2 separate regions of the Homo sapiens genome follow, and region 1 is linked to region 2. A link is a contact called in ENCODE Hi-C or POLR2A ChIA-PET data. All regions are on one chromosome and are shown on one strand. The core of a region is the stretch at or near the end of the contact, and the rest is flanking DNA. Distances in the headings are between cores, read along the strand shown.

Region 1 (3,508 bases), core at 14-2,513, 360 kb after region 2:
CCAGATAGAGCTTTGGCTTATGTATCTGTCTTATGTCAGGTGCCTGCAAAAAGAGCTATAGATGGCAGTTCACGCAGCTCTGCAAAACTATTTCTGTCAGAATATTTCCTGTCAAGGTAAAGGCTACTGCTAGTTCATGTAGTTCTAGTTTTCTACCACCATAAGTATGTTGAGATTCCCGTTGCTTATTGGTACAGGAGACCTGGCTCAGTTGCAGAGTAAACTTGACAGTCAAAACGGAACTCCCCAACCAGGAATCCTGTAAACTTGTGTGTGGGGTTCTATGGGTTGATGTCAGTCTGGACTCTTGCTGCATCTACACTTAGCACAGGTTCTTGAGACTGGCTTTCTCTCAGTCACAAAGAAGAGATTAGTACATTGCTACAGGGAAAAACAGTGTAGCCACTTCCTATAGCAGAAGGAACATGGCCTTGGAATTGACGCTGCTGTCTAGGAAGGAGGAGGAGACGGTAGATTAAAGTTAAACTTCTGTAAATGAATCCTTTGTCATCATCTAGTGGTCTGAATTTTCTGGGTGTGATCTGTGTGGTCAGTAAATTATCTTTTTTCTATTGTTCTACTTTTATATTGGGGTAATAAACTATTCCATGGAAATACTGTGTGATAAAATTAATGGAAAGTAAAGAAAGGTACCAACTTTTATTGAATTCCTGCTGGAGTTAGGCATTGTACTGTAAATTTTCATGTATGTTCTTTTACTGAAATATATCAAGTTCATTGATATTACAGCTTTTCAAGTCTAGGTGAATAATATTGTGACTCAGTGTCTTGAACTATTTATAATAGCCATTTAGAGGAAATAGAATTTTGTAGTGTTTTATGTTACTTCATTTGTTTTCTGGAGAAGGAAAGAATAATTATATGAGTTAATTTTTTTCTTTTTTTGGGGGCTTGCTACTGATTAGCCAAAGGCAGGGTGGAGACTGGCGGGTTTGAAATTAGAGACACCTGTGCTGTTTTGGGAAGTTGAGGCTCTTGACCTAGGATTTGCTGAAGTTGGTGCAGGAGAGGTCAGTGTAGGTTAATATTTTCAGAGCTCAAAGCAAGTGTGGATTGGGGTTGTTTATAGGTGCAGTTTTGCTTGATCTCTGTATCTGCAAATGGAGTAAAAAAGTACAGTACTGCTGTTTTGGGAAACTTCTGCAAAAGTCCCTGAGCCAATGCAAATTAATTTTCTTCAAAAATACCAAGAAAATTCCCCATTTGGCTGTTTCACCTGGTTGAGGGAATTGACTCTTGTCATTATGCTTGTAAAGAAATTACCAGGCTGGGTGTGGTAGTTCATGCCTGTAATTCCAGCACTTTGGGCGGCTGAGGTGGATGAATTGCTTGAATCCAGGAGTTTGAAACCAGCCTGGGCAACATGGTGAAATCCTGTCTCTACAAAAAACACCAAAAAAAATTAGCCAGGCATGGTGACATGTGCCTGTAGTCCCATTTGCTAGAGAGGCTGAGGTGGGAGGATTGCTTGAGCCTGGGAGGTAGAGGCTGTAGTGAGGTGTGATTGCATCACTGCATTCCAGCCTGGGTGACAGAGTGAGACCCTGTCTCCAAAAAAAAAAAAAGAAAAAAAAAATGTCCACAGATTTTTTTTTTTTTTTAAGTTAAGAGACAGGGTCTTGATTTATTACCCAGGCTGGAGTGCAGTGTGGAACATTTACAGTTCACTGTAGCCTTGACCTCCTGGGTTCGAGTGATCCTTCTGCCTCAGCCTCCGGAGTAGCTAGGACTGCAGGTGTGTGCCACCACGCCTGGCTAATTAAAAAAAATAATTTTTTTTTTTTTTTTTTTGTAGAGACTGAGGTCTCACTGTGTTGTCCGGGTTGGTCTTGAACTCCTGGCCTCAAGTAATTCTCCTACCCCGGCCTCCCAAAGTGTTGGGATTTACAGGCATGAGCCACCATGCCTGGCCCACACATTCTTTTAAAACAATTATAAATTTGATTTTCTGTTTTTAAATTTTCTCTTGAAATTCTTCTCTCATGGGAGATACCATCTCTATGTCTTTCAGTCATGCAGTAATTGGGGGTCAGAATAAATTGTTCAGCTCTTTCCTAGGTGATATGCAATTAAACTGAAGTCTTCCTTCTCCTTTGGACTTGTGCATATATCTATGAAAGAAGAAAATCTGGTTAAGAGCAGCAGAATTACCTGGAGATACTATACTGTCCTTTCAAGGGCTGAAATGGACACATTAACATTTCTTAATCTATGCATTTTTCCATTTTTATTTTTCTGTCTATTGAATGAATTACTGTACTTTTCCTCTTGGCCACTTCCTTTTTATGGTTTAGTGAGATAAACTTAATATAATTTTTCCTTCTTTGTTGAACAAATGTTAGTTCTTTAAAAATAACTTTGAGGTATAATTTATATACTACAGAATTTACCTGTTTGAAGTGTACAGTTTATTTTTAGTAATTTTGTGGAGATGTGCAACCATTACCCCACTCCAGTATTACATTTCCAATACCCCAGAAAGATCCCTTGTAAACACCATTTTTAAACTTCCTTTGAAGTAAGGCGCACATTTTATTAAGTTCTGCATCGGATTTAATCTTCCACTCATGAAGTTTTCCACCACTCTGCGTATTGCACGTCTTCTTTCCTCCTCTTCTTTATATATTAGTTTCTTATTACTGGTCAAACATACCACTCTTTTGTTATTTTTATTACATTTTCTCAACACTTTTTAAAAAGTGTAACCTTGAAAAGAAGGGATTTAGCTTTTATTCAAAGTTATTTTTTTCTTTGAAAGTTGTTATCTTTTTTTTTTTTTTTGAGACGGAGTCTCGCTCTTTTGCCCAGGCCGGAGTGGAAAGTTGTTATTTTATAATGCCTCAGGCCTCTCAGTAAGAGCTCGTTATTATTTCTGGGTTTTCTGTTCACTTCATTTGCTATTTATTTATTTATTTATTTATTTTGAGACGGAGTCTCGCTCTGTCGCCAGGCTGGAGTGCAGTGGCGCGATCTCAGCTCACTGCAGCCTCCACCTCCCAGGTTCAAGCAATTCTCCTGCCTCAGCCTCCTGAGTAGCTGGGACTACAGGCGCGTGCCACCACGCCCGGCTAATTTTTTGTATTTTTTTGGTAGAGACGGGGTTTCACCATGTTGGCCAGGATGGTCTTGATTTCTTGACTTTGTGATCTGCCTGCCTTGGCCTCCTAAAGTGGTGGGGTTACAGCTGTGAGCCACCGTGCCCAGCTGCTATTTATTTATTTTTAAAGGGAATAATTTATTGGTTATTTCTTGTGTGTGTATACAGACTAGGTATTAGCTGATTTGGAGAATTCTGCTCTGTGCATAAGTATTCAGATACTCAGTAAAAGATGTGAATATTGTCATACACTTGAGCTTTTCCTTTTTTTTTTTTTTTTCTTTTTTTGAGACAGAGTCTTGTTCTGTTACACAGGCTGGAGTGCAATGGTGTGATCTTGGCTCACTGCAGCCTCCGCCTCCGCCTCCTGGGTTCAAGCAATTCTCGTGC
Region 2 (3,377 bases), core at 625-3,124:
TTGGGAGGCCGAGGCGGGCCGATCACTGAGGTCAGGAGTTCAAGACCAGCCTGGCCAACATGGCAAAATCCTATCTTTACTAAAAATACAAAAATTAGCCAGGCCTGGTGGCGGGTGTCTATAATACCAGCTGTTTGGGAAGCTGAGGCAGGAGAATCGCTTGAATCTGGGGGACGGAGGTTGCAGTGAGCCAAGATCGTGCCACTGCACTCCAGCCTGGGCGACAGAGTGAGACTCCATCTCAAAAAAAAAAAAAAAAAAAAAAAAAGGGCACAAACTTGAATTTCTGTGCAGGTTTTGGTGGCAGTTGCAGAAGAGCTCAAAATCTGAATAAGTATCTGCTCTACACAGCTCTGGAAGCATGAGCAATGAAGTGAAAGCTAGAGAACAGAATGAACTAAGATAATGACTGGATCATAAAATGGGTAATCATGGGATAAGCTGGATAATTAAATACCCGTGTCAGTACACAGAACAAGGTCATCACTTAAATCTTAGATTACTTCATAACAAATTCTACAATTCACTAGAATTTTGATTCTTACCATAAAATAAACTGATGTTCTCAACTTTTATATGTTTAGACTCTTCTATTAAGATAATAATTCCAGTAAGAGTTTAACAGAATTTCATTCATTCAACTCTGGCTTCCTCAATTACAAATACTCCCAAACCTTCTTCGCTTTCAAACCCCATTCTCAGTGCCTAGTAACTTCTTTACCACTTTTCACATCACAGCTTCAAGGTGGAGGAAAAGCCCCTACTTCTATTATTTTTCAATATGGCTGCTGGCTGTAACTGAGCAGCAGTGGCCACAATGAGACACCAAAAAGCACTAGGACGGGGGATATTGTCAGTGTTTAGCCAGATGTTCTAGGAATATCTTCCCTATTTTAGAATCTCCATTTTGAACAGCTTTCATGTTAGGTGAGAATCGATACTGTTCTCCCAAACTGTGGCAAACCACTAAAAGGCATTTCATGCAAAAAGACACGTTCCATTTTTGCTTTCCCACGCTTACCAAGTCGTTCGCGACTAGTACTCAACCCTCCCTAACTGCCACAGGATTTGGGCTCGGATTTTCTTAACAAGTTCCACCATGCTTTTTATTATTATTTTGGAAGGGGGAGATTCTGGACGTGACAGAGAACCCAAGAGTGGGGTGGTTGTGTGAAAAGCCAACAGACGTCTCAGAAGAGCCAAGCATTACACTCCAGACTCTAACCAGGCAGTGTGAGGCCTCGGTTCAGCGAGGATCCCTCCAAGTGAGAGGACCCCTCCAAGTGAGAGGACCCCAAGCTTCAAAAAGGGGCGGAGCAAGATCACCAAGGGGGGTCCTCAGAGGCCTCTAATGCGGTAGGACCTCAGGTTCCAGGCTCTCGCCGCACTGCCCCATCCTCCACCGCCGCATTCGCTTCGACTCCCCATTCCACCCACCCCACCCCACCCTACCCTGTCCTTCCCCCACCTCTCAACCACTCCAGTGACAGCTCAAGCGCTTGGCTCCCGCCGCCAAGTCGCAACCCCGCGTATCTCAATAAGCAGCTCTGTGATTGGCCCCTTAGCCTCACAGCGAAACCAACACTTCCCCCAACAGTGGGCCGCCGTCACGCCGATCAACTCTAAGACCCGCCCCCCGGCTTCCTTTCGTGGTACCCGGTCCCAGGAACGCCCTGAAATGAAACCCTTTACTCCGCGCCTCGACCATCCTCGGGCCTGCCAGCCAGATCCGCGCCTCTCTAGCTTCCCTGAGGAAGGCGCTGGCGAGACCCAACCTTTTTCACTTCAAAGCGCTTCTTGCCCGCGCCGCTGTTGGTGCCGCTCGGGGTATCCACATCCATCGCTGCCGCCATTTTGGAAACACACGGTCTGTCGTCCGACCACCGCGCCTGCGCAGCAGCGCACACTTCGCTCCCCCCACCTCCCCGGCACCTCCTCCCGCACCCCACCCCTTACTGGCGCGCGAGGCGGAGGTGGGGGCGGAGCACGTGACCACGCCTCTTAAAGGGGCTGTCGCAGGTCGCCCCACCCGCGAACTGTAGGCCGGGGAGGGGGCGGTGGCCGGAGTGGGTGGGGCGGGGCCGGGCGGGGCCGGGCGGGGCCGAGGCTACGTGAGCTAGCCGGGTGGAAACGTTCGAAAGGGCTCGACGTCGCCGCCTCCTCTGGGAAGCCCCCGGCCGCACTCCGTCAGCTGGGGCGGCGGCTGCTTCCTCCGCCTGAGCCAGACCTGCGCCGCAGTCCTGTCCTGCCTGCCGGGCTCGCCGAGTCGCCGCGCGGCTCCCGGTGCTGGCGTGGGTGGGCGCCCGCGGCCTGCCCCGAAACCCAAGAGTCCTCGCTGGTCTTTCGCAGACTCTGACCCGCTTCCGAGCCAGGCCCAAGGTGCAGTCCCCGTGGGAGGGCTGGGGCCCAGGCACCGTCTGGTCTCCGATTTCTGTTCGGGAACTGCTCAGGGATTCGATGGGGAGAGAGGAGACCCCCGAAGTTCCTCCCTAAGGCCACACTGAGCAGGCCCCCAGCCCTGCCTTTACTCGCCCGCCAAGCCTGGGGGGTGGCCTCTGCGCCCACATAGTCGCAGTCCTAGGACCGCCTTTGGTCGTGGTGCACGGTTTCACCGTAACGTGTGTCAGTCCCCACTCCGCATTCCTCAGTTGTCATCTTTGTAGGGTGATTTCTCCCCGATCTGTGTCCTTTTTCCGCTGCTTGTGCTGTAGTGAAACCGACCCATCTGCAGTCGCTGTATTTCTTGAATTTTTGTGAGGCATTCTTTTTTAACTCTTGTTGCCCAGGCTGGAGTGTAATGGCGCGATTTCGGCCCACTGCAACCTCCGCCTCCAGGATTCAAGCGATTCTCCTGCCTCAGCCTCCCGAGTAGCTGAGATTACAGGCGCCCGCCACCACGCCCGGCTAATTTTTTGTATTTTTAGTAGAAACGGGGTTTCACCACGTTAGCCAGGCTGGTCCCGAACTCCTGACCTCAGGTGATCCGCCTGCCTCGGCCTCCCAAAGTGCTAGAGCCGCTTTTTTTTTTTTTCTTTTTTAATTTTTTTAAAAAATAGAGACAAGGTCTCACTATGTTGCCTAGGCTGGTCTCGAACTCCTGGGCCCAAGTGATCCTCCCACTTCGGCCTCCCAAAGTGCTGGGATCACAGGAGTGAGCCATCCCACCCGACCCAAGCACCTGTACTTTGTCACTCTCCCATTTCTGGCTAGACCAGGACTCCCTTTGACATCTCTAACCTTGCAGAGGTGTGACTCTGCCAGAGCACTCTTAGATGTCGTACAGGTGCATTTGAAGCCTTGTATTTTCTCTTAAAAGATAACTGGCGGGTAATGGAGCGTGCTGACTCTATTGCTAAAGAGAAAGAATAGGCTGGGCG

Evidence for each region. Hi-C counts contacts between places; a loop is a spot of excess contacts on that map. ChIA-PET counts read pairs that join two places held with the same protein, here RNA polymerase II (POLR2A). Pooled maps may share reads with other maps.
Region 1: a pooled map shows a loop between it and region 2 (4-fold over the local background). The contact joins the enhancer-like site here to the promoter of RBX1 in region 2. A Hi-C loop is called at or near these places in 2 of 50 pooled maps. POLR2A ChIA-PET finds 5 or more read pairs at or near these places in 3 of 52 experiments (HEK293, Panc1 and activated CD4-positive, alpha-beta T cell).

The regions. Positions count from the first base shown.
Region 1 is chr22:40,590,571-40,594,078 of GRCh38, reverse strand. All of the region lies in intron 2 of MRTFA (myocardin related transcription factor A), which reads left to right. Among named protein-coding and RNA genes, the nearest start is that of MRTFA, 44 kb to the left of the region's middle. RefSeq lists an enhancer at 295-494 and a silencer at 340-634. Within about 2 kb of position 1,263, at least 4 of the 41 ENCODE cell types and tissues checked have a DNase peak (open chromatin) inside an H3K27ac peak, as active enhancers do.
Region 2 is chr22:40,949,875-40,953,251 of GRCh38, reverse strand. It overlaps RBX1 (ring-box 1), which reads right to left and starts at 1,874. Exons shown (of 5, transcript NM_014248.4): 1 at 1,776-1,874. The coding sequence starts at 1,853. RefSeq lists enhancers at 554-1,142, 1,598-1,807, 2,322-2,912 and a silencer at 1,858-2,437.